2 separate regions of the Homo sapiens genome follow, and region 1 is linked to region 2. The links are chromatin loops, found by intact Hi-C in ENCODE. Cell type or tissue: dorsolateral prefrontal cortex. All regions are shown on one strand.

Evidence for each region. Hi-C counts contacts between places; a loop is a spot of excess contacts. Peaks named below come from ENCODE experiments on the same cell type or tissue, not always from the same donor. Only the 100,000 strongest peaks of a DNase experiment are listed, where the experiment ranks them.
Region 1: it touches region 2 in a loop (4-fold over the local background); 2 of 110 quality-filtered maps call a loop at or near these places.

Annotation. Positions count from the first base shown.
Region 1 is chr4:5,203,367-5,211,366 of GRCh38, reverse strand. The region is part of intron 3 of STK32B (serine/threonine kinase 32B); the gene reads right to left. Among named protein-coding and RNA genes, the nearest start is that of STK32B, 160 kb to the right of the region's middle. RefSeq lists enhancers at 5,209-5,709, 5,710-6,210. In dorsolateral prefrontal cortex, no CTCF peak of the experiment used is centred here; a DNase peak (open chromatin) is centred at 4,776; H3K27ac peaks cover 1,625 bases.
Region 2 is chr4:4,484,479-4,492,478 of GRCh38, reverse strand. All of the region lies in intron 1 of STX18 (syntaxin 18), which reads left to right. Among named protein-coding and RNA genes, the nearest start is that of STX18-IT1, 6.8 kb to the right of the region's middle. RefSeq lists an enhancer at 2,179-2,358 and a silencer at 3,866-3,985. In dorsolateral prefrontal cortex, CTCF peaks have their summits at 3,712 and 3,912 (motif pointing left); a DNase peak (open chromatin) is centred at 3,898.

The sequences.
Region 1 (8,000 bases), 720 kb before region 2:
TCTTTCCCTATTTCTCTCTCCCAGAATTACAAATCTTTTCCATTAGCCTTGGACCAGGAAGGCCTTGTCTTCTTAATTTCTTACAGCACACCTAGGGAAGAGTTCTGAGGAGTAATGTGTATTTGTGGAAAAGCATGCTAATAGACAAATAAGTTTGGTTTTTACTAGTTTAAAAAGTGAAAATGAAGTTCTTTACTGAAGGAATTCTCAGAGCTTTTGGTATGCCACTATTCACGGGACTCTTCAAGACAGGGGATATAAGAAGTATTTCTGGTAGGGCATGGTAGCTCACACCTGTAATCCCAGCACTTTAGGAGGCTAAAGTGGGAGGATCATTTGAGCTCAGGAGTTTGAGACCAGCCTAGGCAACCTAGTTAGACCCCATCTCTACACAAATTTAAAAATTAGCTAGGCATGATGGTGCATACCTGTAGTCCCAGCTACTCATGGGGCTGAGGTGGGAGGATCACCTGAGCCCAGGAGGTCAAGGCTGCAGTGAGTTGTGATCACACCACTGCATTCCAGCCTGGGGCATAGAGGGAGACTTTGTCTCAAAAAAAAAAAAAAAAGTATTTCTAAAACTTAATTTACTTCACCAATATTTGGATAGAAAACACTTTTGCAACTATACTGTAAGTGTTCCAAGGAATAGATTTTAAAATAGATTAAATGCCCATTTATCTGTTTTTGAATGCCTGCCAATGCCTTCTCTAGGGCAGGGCTCATAACAGTGGACTTCACACCTGGTCCCTGCCTTCATGGAATTTGAAGTCTAGTAAGGGAATCACAGACATAAGCCCACAAGTAGAGTTCATAATGCACACCATAAGAGGACACAAAGTACAACAGTGCAGGTTTGTCTTCGGTGAGGGCAGGACAAGAAAAGTCTTCAAGGAAAATGAATTATCTGTGATACTGATGAAAGACTAGCTATGCTGTGAATGTGCAGAGATGGATGGACGAAAAGGGACAAAGAAGGGCAAGAAGACTGGGAACACCAGGCCCAGGCTGTTGTGCATGGCCCGAGGAGATGGGGAAGGGCAGAAGGTCAGGTGGGTAAGGTGTGAACAGTGGGTGAGAGACCTCATATGGAAAGCCTTGAGGAGGAGGAGGAGGAGAAGAAGAAGAAGAAAGAGGAGGAGGAGGAGAAAGACAAGGGGAAGAGGACATGTAGCACACACAGGCTGGAGATTCAGTCTTCAACATTATGCCTTTGTAACAAGATGCTAGTTTCAAGGAAATGGCTCCTGAATTGCATATGTGCTGAGCTGTGGGTGTGTGTTTGACATTTCAACTTTCCAATGGAAGAGCTTCAATGACGCACAATTTAAGCCTTCCAGGAATTGTGCTGTTACATCCAAATCAGGCAGTTGGCCTCTAGAAATTCACATATTTGACCTAAATCCCTGTGTCAGCAACAGGAAATCTATTGCCCTTGAAGATGCAGTGGTATAGAGGAAACAATCTAGGCTTTGGAAGTAGACAGTTGGGGGGCCATATCCTGATTCTGTTTTTTTTCGATGTTGCAGTTTTGGACAAGGTTGTTAAAGTATCCAACCTACTTTCTCAAATGTCAATGGTGGTATTATAAACGCTTCCTAGGCCCAGGCACTTTATGATAATTAGGTGAGATAATGTTCATGAGGGATCTAACACAGAGACCAGCACAGAGGTGCTTGGTGTAGATGGCAGCTGCTGGGATTCTAACATCATCATTATCAATTCAGTTCAGTTGAGGGGATAAAGCAATTTCATGGAGTTACTCTCTTGCACACTATTCTTCCTTTCACTGTCTTCAGAATTTTGACCACTGGTTGCCCCATTCAAGAAATCGTAAGCTCTAGGCTGGGCACAGTGGCTCTCACCTATAATCCCAGCACTCTGGGAGACCAGGGTAGGAAGATCACTTTAGCCTAAGTATTTGAGAACAGCTTGGGCAACATAGCAACACCCCATCTCTACAAAAAATACAAAAAAATTAGCCAGGCATGGTGGCACATGCCTGTGGTCCCAGCTACCTGAAAGACTGAGGTGGGAGGATTACTTGAACCTGTGATTTTGAGGCTGCAGTGAGCTGTGATTGTGACACTGCACTCCAGCACAGGTGACAGAGCAGGACCCTGTCTCAAAAGAAAGAAAAAAAAGAAATGTAAACTCTATTTCCTGACACATAAGTCTTCCGATATCTCTCCCTCTTCACCCACCCTACTGTTAATATGTTAGTCCATACTCACAATTTTCTGTTACCTGAATCTCTCCATGTGCAGAAGTGCTGAGGGGGAGGCAGCTGGGATGGAAGCTCCAGACAGAGCACACTGGACAAGGAAAAGGGGCCATGAGAGGGGCATGTGCCCAACTGGGCAGGACTTTGAAAATCAAAGAAAACTAGACTTCTTCCTGAAGGCAATAAGGAATCACTGATGAAGCCCACTGAGCAGGGAAAAGGTTTATAAAGAATGAAGTTTTATGAAGATTGCTTGTCAGGCATCGTGATCATTTATCTGACACAAGACAAAATAATCATATCTACCAGATGGGCTTGATTTGGGTGAATCAAGCCAGAATGGATTTACCCAAATTAATCTCTCATCTTTTCCCTTCCCACCATGGGGCGATCATTGAATTCTTCCCTACCCAGAATATCTAAGAGACCCCGAGACTACCGTGTTTATCAGTGGCATTGAGGATGACATGGGTGGAAATCCAAGGTTCAAGCAGGGAGATATGAGTCCTTGGGGTACCATACAGAGCTCATACTTTGAAGCCAGAATTTTGCCTTCAAGTCCTACCAGCTGAGTGATGTTAATAAAGTCATTTAGTTTTGCCAGGACTAAGTTTTCTGCCCTGAAATTGAAGTTAGAAAACTTCTCATGACTAATGTGAAGATCAAATGCCATAACAACTACAAAGTGTTGTATATGCAGTAAGAACTCAATAAATCATATATGAGACTTGGTTCTCCTCCAGAGCCCAGACCATGGTTTGTTCTTATTTACTTCCATAGCACCAGTGTTTGATGATCAATCATTCTACTCAGCAATATCCGGCGCTCCTTCCTTTCTAGGCAAGGGGTAGAAATTTATTTTCTGACTCCCTGTGGCTGGAGGAAGCCATGTAACTAACTGATGGGGAAAATAAATGGGTGTGAGCCACTTCTGGGCTGAGTTCCCTTTCCCTCAGGCCCTCACATGGTCAGGGCTCAAGAGGTACCATCAACCTACAATCCTGAATCACCTGGTGAGCAGAGCCTTCTCCCAGTCCAGGCTGGACACACTGTAGTATATCCAACAAGAAAGAGACCTCTGTTCTTTTAAGCCATTGAAAACTGGGGGTTGTTTTTTACTGCAGCATAGCTTAGCCCATCCTGACTGATAGATACAGCCATGCCTGTAACACAACATCAAACCAGAAAATGTTTCCTTTGTGAATAAATGTACAGAGAAGGAAATGTGGATGTTAAAAAGAGAGGAAAAGCAAAATAAAATAAAAGTAATAAACTGAAATGTCCAGAAGAGAAAAAACAAACATATGACACAGGTCATGCAACTTCATCTTGGAACTCTCAAAGCAGGCAGCAAAAAGTGATCACAGTCCTCTTTGCCAATGAGGGACCCTTCTTCTTTTCAGCTGCAGTCTCAGACACTTTCTTAAGAAAAAAAATGCTGGAGCATTAAGAAAGTGTCTGAGACTGCATCTGAGACTGCATTTTTGAGAAAATAATATTTTCCCTCTCTGGTCTCTGCCACCCTCGCGGACTGGGACAGGTGTCACAGGGTGTATTAGTCCATTTTCATACTGTTATGAAGAAATACCTGAGACTGGGTAATTTATACAGAAAAAGAAGCTTAATGGACTCACAGTTCCACATGGCTGGAGAGGCCTCACAATCATGGCAGAAGGTGAAGGAGGAGCAAAGTCACGTCTTACATGGTGGCAGGCAAGAGAGCACGTGCAAGGGAACTGCTTTTTATAAAACTATAAAACCACCAGATCTCATGAAACTTATTCGCTATCACGAGAAAAGCACGGGAAAACCTGCCTCCATGATTAAATTAGCTCCCACTGAGTCCGTCTCATGACACATGGGGATTATGGGAGCTAAAATTCAAGATGAGATTTGGGTAGGGACACAGCCAAACCATATCACAGTGTTAGGGTGGATGCAGAGGAATACAGTTCAGAAGGAATTCGTTCAGGCTCGTGGGTCATCCTGTCTCTGTCCCGGCTGTTCCACACTGCCATGGCAGCATAGAAGCAGCCACACAAGATACATAAATGAAGGCGTGTGACTGTGTTCCAACAGGACTCCACTTACTAAAATGTATGGCACTCCAGATTTGGCCCATGAGCCATAGTTTGCTGACCCCACAAAGACTAATAAAGCCCAGAAGCATCTAAAGCAGTTCAGAAACAATTGGGTCAAGAACAGGATGAGTCTGGAATGGCACTTTGGGTGGGAAGAATGATACAGAAGGAGTTAAAGAGAAAATAATGATTTGCATAAGTAGGAGAGAAGATGGAGGTGCTCCAGGCCCAAACCCCAGCCCTGAACTTGTTCTCTCCCAGACCCCGGGGCAGGCTCCTTCTTGGATGTGTCTTTGTCTTCGTGGGTGCAGAATGGTTCTGGCAGATGCTGTCTCACTTCAGCAGAAACAGATCTGGGTTTATGGAAATGTTTTGCAGATGGGCCTTTTCATATCCCCCTCCGCAGCTACTCCCACTCTGCTTGTGTGTGCATGACTCATCATTCGTCATTTCAATTACTGAGGCCTCCATTCATCGGCCTATCCATCTGCCAGGCACTCTCTCGCCAGCCAGCAGCCACCACTACTGAGAGGTAATGACTGTTGTTGGAAGAAGTCACGCCTCTGTCATTAGCTCAAGACTGGGGGATTGCTGTGATCTCTCCATGCAATAACCGCCATAAACTCTTGACCACGTTATTGTTTCCGAGGGGTATGGAGGCTCTCCAGAGCAGTGGGAAACAGTGGAGGATATTTAAAGTTGAATATTTAGTGGGATATTCCTGCAAATACCCTCCCATGGAAGCCACTGCCTGTCCTAGGACCATCCTACTGTGGAGGGGAATCAGGAGTGAAAAGGAAGATTCTGATTAATTATCCTAAGAGAAGACAGTCATCACTTTCATTAGCTTCTAAGGGTTATTTGTGGTTTTTGCCTTTTTGCTGGGTATGATGACATAGAAAGATATTTGACTATGACCCATAACTACTTCTCTATCACTGTCACAGGCTTGAGAAGGAAATAGCAAAGGGGACACTCTAGACCAAATCTGTTGGTGTAGTACTATAAAGATTTTTGGTTCAACTTCCAGCTGGAAAGTCTTGGCCCCACATTGACTGGACTGGGCTAGGGCACCTGGTGCCAAGAATATTCCTTTTGACCTTGGTAGAGGCAGCCCAAGTGGACTAATTAAAGTATCTTCCATTCCTTTGGCCCAGGATCCTGCCCTAACCTTTTGTCCCAGTAACCTGAGATGCAAGGAGGATGGGAGATGAGAATCGGTGAAAGAGAATTCCCCCAAGGCAAGAACAGATATCTCCCCAAGGCCCAGAGTATAGAACATGGGCATTGCCCAATCCCAGGCTTACACAGTTCAAACAATCCTAAATGCACACACACACACACACACACACACACACGCGCGCGCGCCTGGTCTAGAACTGTCAACCTCTGCCACCTCACTCACTCACTCCTCTGTCACTGCTACCCCTTCAACCCCAAATCTCTGAAATTACAGCTCAACCAAGATGGAAAACCGTATCTGCCACAGCCAGAGCCTGGGGAGACTGAGAGAAGCCAGCCAGGGAGGCCCTCAGGCTCCACACACCCACAGCGCTGTCAGTGAAAACTGGAACAACCCCTCCTCCCTGTCTCTGTGTGCCCTGGACCTTGCCTTGTCTTTGGAGAGAATGAGGGAGGGGAGGTGTATTAGTTAGGGTCCTTCAGAGAACCAGAAACAGTAAGAGATACATAGATACAAGAGATTTACTATAGACATTGGCTCACAGGATTATGGAGATTGTACTGCCTCCATAGTCCCACCATTGTCATCTGCAAGCTGGACACCAGAAAAGCTAGTGTTGTGATTCAGTCTGAGGGCAAAGGAGAGGCAACGACATAAGTCCCAGTGGTGTCCAAAGGCCTGAGGACCAGGAGAGGCAATGATATAAGTCCCAGTCCCAAGGTCTGAGGACCTGGAGCTCTGAAAGTCCAAGGGCAGAAGAAGGTGGATGTCCCTGCTCTAGAAGAGAGGGAAAATGTGCTCTTCCTCCTGCTCTTTGTTCCACTCGGGCCCTCCAGGGATTAGATGATGACTTCCCACACTGGGGAGAGTAATCTTGTTTACTCAGTCTACTGATTCAAATGCTAATCTGCTTTGGAAACACCCTCACAGACACACCCAGAAATGATTTTGCCAGCTATTGCAGCAATCTGTAGACCAGTCAAGTTGATAGAAAAAATTAGCCATCAAGAGGCAAAGAGGCAGGAGCCCTGAGAGCCCCTCCCCACGAGTGGTCCATAAGGGAGGATGAAGAACCAGAGCTGAGACTATATTTTGCTTAAAACCCAGGACACGCCGGGAGCAGTGGCTCACACCTGTAATCACAGCACTTTGGGAGGCTGAGGCGGGCAGATCACAAGGTCAGGAGTTCAAGACCAGCCTGGCCAATATGGTGAAACCCCATTTCTACTAAAAATACAAAAATTAGCCAGGTGTGGTGGCAGCCACCTGTAGTCCCAGCTACTCAGGAGGCTAAGGCAGAAGAATCACTTGAACTCAGGAGGCGGAGATTGCAGTGAGTCGAGATCATGCCATTGCTCTCCAGCCTGGGTAACAGAGTGAGACTCTGTCTCAAAACAAAACAAAACAAAACAAAACAAAAAAACCTAAAAAACAAAAACAAACAAAAAAAACCTAAAAAACAAAAACAAACAAACAAAAAACCCCAGGACACTCTGTTGTCTTGTCACTGTCCCTCACATGTTCTGTGACCCCAGACAAACCACTTCCCTTATCTGAGCCTCAGTTTCCCCATCTGCAGCCCAGCACAGTCCCAGCACAGAACACATGTTCAATAAATGAATCATGGAGATCTCTAGTTAACCTGTAGGACTCCAGCCAGCTCGAGAGATCTATTAATACAATTCTACCCACGATTCTGCTCTTTCGAAAGTGCAGCTTTCTTAGTTGAGTTCTTCCAGATGCAGACTTTGAGATGAGGCTTCATCTGCAAGCAATTTATTAAGGAGTGCTTCCTGAAGACCAGCAGGGAAAAGAAGCTACAGTGTGGTGTCAAGCAAGACCCAGCCTCAGCCTGATCAAACCAGGTGCTCTGGAGAATGCATTATGACTTTGTGCTATGGAGAATGCATTATGACTTCGTACCTCAATGCAAGACAGCTGGGCTCTCACAGTTCTGGGCCCACCAGTCACTGGCTATGGGGCCACCTGGGAGGGGTGTGTGAATTCCCAGGCACTTGCATCTCTGCAGGAGTGCAAGGGCGGGCCCCTGAAGTAGGTTTAAGTGATCGCTCTTGGAGGTGAAGCATAACGAAGCTGGGGGAGGTGAGCACACGGAAGCAAAGGAATGATCTGAGGCATTTGGGTTGGAATAGAAAAATTAGGAATGACAACAAAATTAGGAAGGAGAACTTCTAGGTTGCAGTGAATAATGATTGAGTACTGTGCGCCGTATCAGGCAGTATGGTAGGCACTGAGGACATAACAGAGTAAAAGGAACATGTCCTCTTGGAACTCACAATAAGAAACAGGCACTAATCAAAAGCAGGGCCCAACCCCTGTACAGTCACAGCAGTGCTCAGCACTACAAGGGAGACAGGAGCATGTGCTGGAAGAATGTGGGAGGGGTGGGGCCAGGAAATGGGTGGTCAGCTGCTTTTTGAAAAAAGAGACATGTAAAGGAGACACAGCTACAGTGGGTGTGGAGGGGAAAGAGCTGCATTTGAGGGAAGGG
Region 2 (8,000 bases):
TAATCTACAAACACTGTTTGAATCCTGTGTTTCACTTTCTTTTCTTATGAAAAGTTTTCAGTGAATATAGTCCCTGAGCGAATCCTTTCCAACAAAGTACTTAACTTTCTATGCACACAATTCAAAAGTCAATTAAATGTGCGTGATTCATTTATCACAAAGAGTACCACCTATACTCTGTGGAAAATTCTTTCTGTTCGAAAGAAGGTTCTTATTTCTAAGAATGAGCTCTGATTTTAATTAAATAAAGAGCATTTTATGCAATTTTTTTCTAAAGCTTAAGATTAATTTCTATGGTTACTAGGGATATAAATCTCTAGATTGCTTTAAAACAAAGATTTTTGTCCAGGAGAGAGTTGACAGCTCCCTATAAGAGAAGCTATTACTTAATTTTTCTTTCCTAAGTTTAAACACATAAAAATATTTGTAATGATACCCCAAAGGCATCATAAAAATGTAAAATAATTGTACTCTAAAATATCTAAAATTACAGGAAATAGACCTCATTTTAAAAAATGAACTGAGATTCATGGCTGGGTAACCGGAGTGTGACATACTTCAAAACCAGAATCTCTTGTCAGGATACTTTTAGTTTTTTAATGGCTAAAAAAAGAAGTCTTTTGTCAATCATAAAAACTTTAAAATATGTTCATTCTATTAGGAAATCTTACTTTTTAGTTTCATTACCTTTAACGTATATTACACTGTGGCTGCGCTAGATCCCTTTGAGAGGCACATTTCAGTCTTTAGAATTAGGTGGCATCACTAGGCTTGTGATCAACGATATCACAAGACAACCGTTAGACTGTTTTTAATGATTATTTTTTAAAAGTACATAGCCATTTTCTAAGCAGCTTTGAAAAAAGGCAGCATAAATCGTTTCCAGTGTCTTACTTACCCAAAGTATACTTCCTCTTTCGGTAGATGATGTTAACTGGTAAATTGTTCCCAGGTTAAAGGTTTGTCATATTTTAATAAATGTAGTGTAAAATCTATAGTAGAGACACTTCAAGGAAAAAACCCTCAACGTTTTCAGTAAATGAAATTAATATATATCCTTTTTCCTACGTTAGTATTATGGTATCATTTCTTTTGTTATTTTTATTTACTAAAACTTTAATTGAGCCTTATATAGTAAAATATCCTCATGTTTTTAGGAAAAGTGAAATTAGATTTATAAAATGTCCAGACTGAAGTTTTGAAAGAAATGGCATTTTGTATATAATATGGATGAATGCTGTTGAGGCTAGACGTGCTCGTAGTTTAAAACATGCCTGATCCGGGAATGCTTTGCATTAAATGAGTTTATATTTTGAGAGCAAAACAGGGAAAGAAAACACTTTCCTTCTTTTTTTTTTTTTAAGAGACAAGAAAATTAAGTTGAATGCGTATATTGAAAGTGCTATAAGCCGAATGTTTGAACAACAAAAGTAAACACTGATTATTACAAATGTACATTTGGACCACGTTGCTTTTATCTTTCAAGCAAAACATTTCCCACAGTTTTTGTGGGTTTTTATTTAAGTTGGGAAAACTTCGGAAGTTTGTGTGAAAGTATAAATAAGTTTGGAAATGTCATGATTAGAGTTTGATAATAAACATGCAAAAGCAAATGGGAAACTCTATTAAAGTCAGATGTAACATTAAATAATGTTTTCTCTAAAATGTATTTGCAGAGAGAAGAACAGTGATTTATGTGGATTTGAAACAAAGACTTTGGCTGTAATTTAAAATAAAGGTTAAATGTGAATTCTTCAGCCTGAACATGGATGAAGTTTTTTGTTTTTAAGAGCTTCCTTAGTGATTGTTATAGGAGCCTCTGTGCCCTTTTCCAATTATGGGCACAGAAATTATGCATGTATTTATAGATTCCATGTAAAAAAATTCTTAGTTTCCAATAAATTTTAAGCTGCATTTTACGAAGTAAGCATCTGTAGAGAACCTTTTGGAGAAAAAATAGGAGGGAAAACGTTTCAGTTTATGTAATTATTGAAATATACCACTGTATAGAGAATGAATAGAAATTTAAAACCGTAATCTGAAATTTGTTTTAAATCTCATTGTTATGAGATTGACCTCATAATTGCAAATCGGCATTTTGTGTTCAGTACAACTCCAATTCTTAAGGAAATTTGTCTGTTCTATTAGAGTAATACTGTAAGTTTAGGAAGATGCCCCTTTGGCTATTGTTACATATGGGCCCTTTTGAAAATAGTGGTCATGCTAATATTTGATCAGATAATGCTGACTAATGCTGTAGAGCTTTCGAAAGATTTCTTGAACATTGTCAAGTTTTACTTTCCTTTCTTAGGTACATGACTGTGTATCTCTTAAAAGTGTATATGTATTTGTGGGGGGCAGTTAGTGTTACATTTTTATTGTAAATTTATTACAGTTCGATATGTGATTTTGAGTGAAATTCATTGCAATATGAATGAAAATTTTTTGTATGTATGGTGTTTCAAATGCTTTACCTAATTAATTGTCTGAAAAACTGTTAAAGGGGATTTAAATTGCATATACTAGTTTTACATTTAAAGCTTTCACACTGAGCTGAATTCAGATACAGGACCTTAAATTTTTTGTCCAAAGAAAGTAAGAACTCATGTAGAATGAAAAGATATAATTTGAGTCTCAAAATCAAGATCTTTAATATACTGCTCAGGACCTAACTATTATTTTTCTAGTAGTTTTCACACATTTTTTTCCGGCAAATGTTATGTTACGGAGTGATTATTTTGTGTTACTTTGTACACTTAAGGAGCAATCCATTTTTAGCAGTTGAGCCCTCATTTTGTAAAACTAAGCTGTTGGCAATTTGCTAGTTTCTTTAAATTCTAGAAACCACTAAGTTTTACCTTTTCATTTATTTCCAAACAAAGAAGATGTTAGAAAGTTCTGTAACTTATCTCTTGAAATAATATTTTCTGGCCGGGTGTGGTGGCTCATGCCTATAATCCCAGCACTTTGGGAGGCTGAGGCAGGCAGATTGCTTGAGCCCAGGAGTCTGAGACCAGCCTGGGCAACATGGCAAGACCTCGTCTCTACCAAAAAAAAAAAAAAAAAAAAAAAAAAAAAAAAAAAAAATTATTTTGCATGTGTATTGAAGTGCTTTGAGTTTCTTGCCTTGTTCACTCCAAAGACGATCATAATGACTTTCCTCATTATAGGAAAAAGGAAAAAAGGGATCTGTATATTTTTGAGGACAGGGAATGATGAAGCAAGACCCTGGACTTTGCTTGGAATTTGGACATTTGTATTATTGGTCAAGGCCAGCATACTCTGCATTTTATTCCCATTCACTTAGTTGAAAGATGACTTTGGAGGCAAGGACATATATCTTGTTACCAAACCCTCTTTCTCAGAACTTTGAGATAAAATGAACATTCATTCCTTTGCTTTTGTTTTTGCTAAAAGAGAAAAAAAATCAGTTTGAGTAAAGCAAAAACATTTCTACTTTTGGGGTTTGAATGATAACAAAGCAGTTGAGATTAAATTATTGACATCTGACAAGCAGAATGGATGTTGAATGTATGTTCTTGCTATGGGCCGCTTGAAGTTGCTTTTGCTATTCTCTTTGCTGATGTGAAGCAGAAAATGAACAAGGTAACAGTTTTGATGGTGAGATTAGAGGTAGCCAGGCTGACTGTCTCCTGGCTCTTAGAGACCCTTATAAGCTCAGGGCCACCCCCTCCCCTTGTTTAGATATTACTTGCTCTTTTGAGTTTCAGATTACAGGAGCAATTGGTCTGCATGACCTATCTTAAGAACTTTAACTTTGCAGTAGAAACTTAAACCAAATGTATATCCTCAAGAGACAAATCATCTTAAAACTAGGCTGTTGTCATTTTGATGTACTGTACTGCTCACTGAGGAACAGTGTGGTGGAGAGCACCACCTAGTGGATGGGACCCATACTTGATGGGCTGTGTAGGAGATTTCGTCTACATTGATGTAACTCTTGCCCTTGTCTTGCAAATAAGTGATTTTTAATCGTCCTAGCACATATTTTTAAGTAGCGCTAGGACCCCAGGAGAATGAGATTGGGAGTAGTTGTGAGATATGTCGGTTTTCTTTGTAGTTTTCGCACTTCTATAGGTGTATGTACTGGTGCTTGACATCTCCACATTCTTATAAGCTGATATTATAATTCAAACAAAACTTTTTTTTTTAAATGTCAGTAGGGTAGTATTTAGTCTTTGGGAATTTTGTGTTTTTGAGTGCTTATGTTCAACCTCGGTAGTAAGAGACGGCTTTGGATAGAACCTGTTTGTTGCCACAAACTTTATACTATGCTGCTAATCTGTTCACCTCACGAGAGGAGGAGTTGCTGCTGATTATAAACTGTAGGTCATAAATTGTTACCTGCTTGTCATAGAGACTATATGCCTTTTGAGTGTACTAAAATATTTGCAAAAATTAGATGAAACAATTCCACATTTAAAAAAAAAACAACTTTTAACACATCATGACCACAAATTTTAGGTACAGCCATTCCTTGATATTTATTTTAGAATGTCAAATTCTTGATAAAATGTATCACCTCTTCGTTTGTTGAATGTTCCTAGACATTTGTTGAGCTAGGAACTATGCCAGGCTTTGGGAATCCAAAGTGAAGAAGACATAGTTCTTTTTGGACTTAGAATTTTTTAAAGTTTTAAAATTCTTCAACACAAAAAGAGTGAGCGTATTCCTGGGATGTGGGATGTATTATGTTGGGGTATAAATACATTTTTTTGCTTAATATTTTCTGACATTTAGCAAATGCTTTTGAAGAAACTGCTAAATAAAATTGATGGGTTTGTTTTCATGGGTTTGGCAGGGGGGAGGCGACAGAAGGCTGCAGGTAACACCTCTTTGGTTTCGTTCTTCACTGAGTTTTATCCTCGGAGAGCCCAAGTTTGGAGGCATAGAGTGAAGAATTTAAGAGCACAGGCTTAGAGTCTATTCCAGAGTATGGACCCTGGCTTTTCAACTTGCCAGGTGTGTGCCTTTGGGCAAGTGTACTCATCTGTTTTCTCATTTGTTGTGAGGATTCAATGAGATAGTCTATACAATGGGTTTAACATGGTGTCCGACACATAGGAAACACTAAATGTTCAATATGATTTATTATGATGATGATTTGGAAGTTTATTATGATGATGATTTGGATGATTCAGTGTAGGTGGTTCTCATGGTGCACTCAGTCTCCCCACCACCTGCAGGCCCCAGATCCCTGCTTAGTGTGACCATGCAGACAAACCCCCACTGATGGCCAGCAGATGTCTGCGGGTGCTGAGCTAGAAAGTTCAAAGTTCTTCCTTATGCAGATGATGTTTACAGAAAGAGTGTACCCTCGTGTGTCTCGTGTGTGTGTGTGTGTTGAACAGTGTTTACAATCAGAGGCACTTAACCTGAGCTCCATGAACCAAAAGCCTCTGAAGCTCAAAATGACAGGCAGAAAGTTTTTTGTTTTTGTGTATATGTTTATTTCTTTTATAGAAGAGATCAGATTCATAGCTTTTGTCAGTATCTCAAAGGCATCTGTGCCCCTAAAAAGGTCAAGAACTATACTTTAGATGTTCGTGACTCTGTGTAAGGCCACTGGAGAAATTTAAAATATAGTCCCCTCTTAGAAAGTGAAACTCAAATATGAATTTTGCACTATTTGTTTTTGAAGATATGTAAATAATTTTAAAGATAGAGTTGATATTTTGAGGAACTCAAATATGAGTAAAATGTTTTTTCCTCTCGCCCCTCTTGTCAAGGTTCTGAAGAATTTTAAGAGCAAGGAAAAGTTAAGAATACAGGCTATGGAGTAGACCTAATTTCAAATACAGCTCCGACACTTCCTAATGAGTCCTCAAGCCAGTTAACTTGGCCTCTCTTCTCTGTAAAAGAGGAATCCTAGGGGTACCTGCCTCCTAAGTTTATAATGAGGATTAAATGCAATAATCTGTAAAAAGCCCTTACAATTCTTCTTGGCATATAGTAAGTACTATAATAGTGTTTGCGGTGATCATTTTTGTTGCATATTCACTCAAAAACATTTATAATGTATCCACATTCGTTGTCTGTTATGAATTGTCAAGGTAATTCTTTTCTTGTCTATTTTACCTCCATCTTATTGACATGTGAATGACATTTCTGATTTCTTATGAGCAGACTTTCCAAAGTTCTGCAGCTGAAATGCCCTAAGTCTGATAACCTCAGTAACTAGAATCCCAAATGTACCTGGAGCCTTAGAATGATTTTGGAAGCTTTGGAAAGCATAAAAGTAGAAAGAAACTGACGGGGTTGGTGGTAGGAGCTTTCAAATTGATTGAACACCCAAAAATTATCTTGGAATTTCTGAGCTGGAAAGCATTTGGGGGTTCTTTCCATGCAACCTTCAAAGCACACAAGTGAGGAATTGCACATCACCCGGTGACTCCAAAGTCAGAGAACCAGCTGGGAGTTACCATGTGCCTGGAGGCGCTGTCCCCGCCCTCTGCCTGCGTGCTGACCATCCACCACTCGTACTTCTAAGAGAGCAAAGGATATAGGCTGCTCATGGAATTCTAGTATAAGCAGTGATCCCAGAAAAAGTGTGTGGTGAGTCAAAGACTGTTCCGTGCAGGAAAGTACCAGTAGCATCGAGAAAAAGGAGAGCTTTGGGAGCAGGAGAAAAGATACGGAGGAGAGCGCATAGGGGACAGGGCAGGGACAGGCTGCACGCTGTAGGTGCATCCCACAGAAACCTAATGGTAGGAGGTTATCTATGTGTGCTTGGCAGAAAAGAAATGCCTGTTTCAGCAGTGCCTGCCGTCCACCCAGCGTGTGTGAGCTCTGGGGTGAGGGTGAGATGGGGCTTGCGAATCTGCCGTTCCCATCATTGGTTTTGTTCCCTAGGGCCTCTTCTACTAAGAGTATCTTGCTTACTGCCTGCGAGTCTAGCATTTTCACTGTCATCATGTCTCCTAAACTCAAACCAGCCACTTCCTCTGATTCACAACTGAAGAAATGGCAGTCTTTTCCAACACTGGGCTGGGGGCACTGGCTGGTTTGAACCCATTGCAAGAATGTGTTGAAGTCCAGAGTGGCCTTGTGGCCTTTTAAAATTGTCATTTGAATTGTGTATGCTTTTCACCTTATGCACTAAAGTTCACCTTGCCCTATGGGTGAGACTGAAATAGTGATGAAATGAAGAAGAAAACTTAGAGTAGTTGAGCACCTACTGTGTGCCAGACACAGTGTCAGACTCTTCACAGACATTATTTTCATCAGTGACCTGTAGTCACCTTCAGCATTATTACTGTCTCAAGTTTATACCTCAGAGATGAAGGCTGGAAGAGGTTAAGTGACACAAAGCCATGTCACTAGTAAGTGGCAGAGCTGGGATCTGAACCCAGGTCTGTTTTACCTGGTTTCATCCTTTGCAGTATGGAGACTCAGAAGAATGCAGCATGCATGCACACTCTCCACACACAGCCTCCAGACCAGATGGGGTTTGGATTGAAACGCAAAGCAGTGCGAAGTTGGGTCGGATCCTTGGGTTGGAACTTCTTGTTCTGTTCTCCCTCCTCCCTTCCTCTTTTCTTTATTACCTCCGTCCTTAATGTGCCTGGCCCATGCTGGGTCTTACATATTTGTCAAGTGAACAAATGAAAGAAAGTTTTCCAAGCACACAGAAAAGAAAGTAGTCATTATTAACCGGCAGGGATTCAGAAGCCTGAGCCATGTCTTTCCAGCCTATTGTGTAGTTTTGGATTGGGTTGTTAGGCAGGTAGGGGAGGAGAATATTTGTTTTTAGACGGCAGTAGTTAGCAAAGCCTCTCCGTGATGTTTTTGTGGAGGAAATGTTTTTAAAATAGACCCTTAGGGTGTTCGTGACTAGTTGAGCTGGCTGTCTACAGGGAGGGGTCTCCGGTTCTTTGTTACTTTTTATATCCCATTTTCATCTCATTTTTTGAATGATGATTTTTCATTATAGATGTCTTTAATGGCATAATGATCAGAATTGCAAATGACAGGAGGCC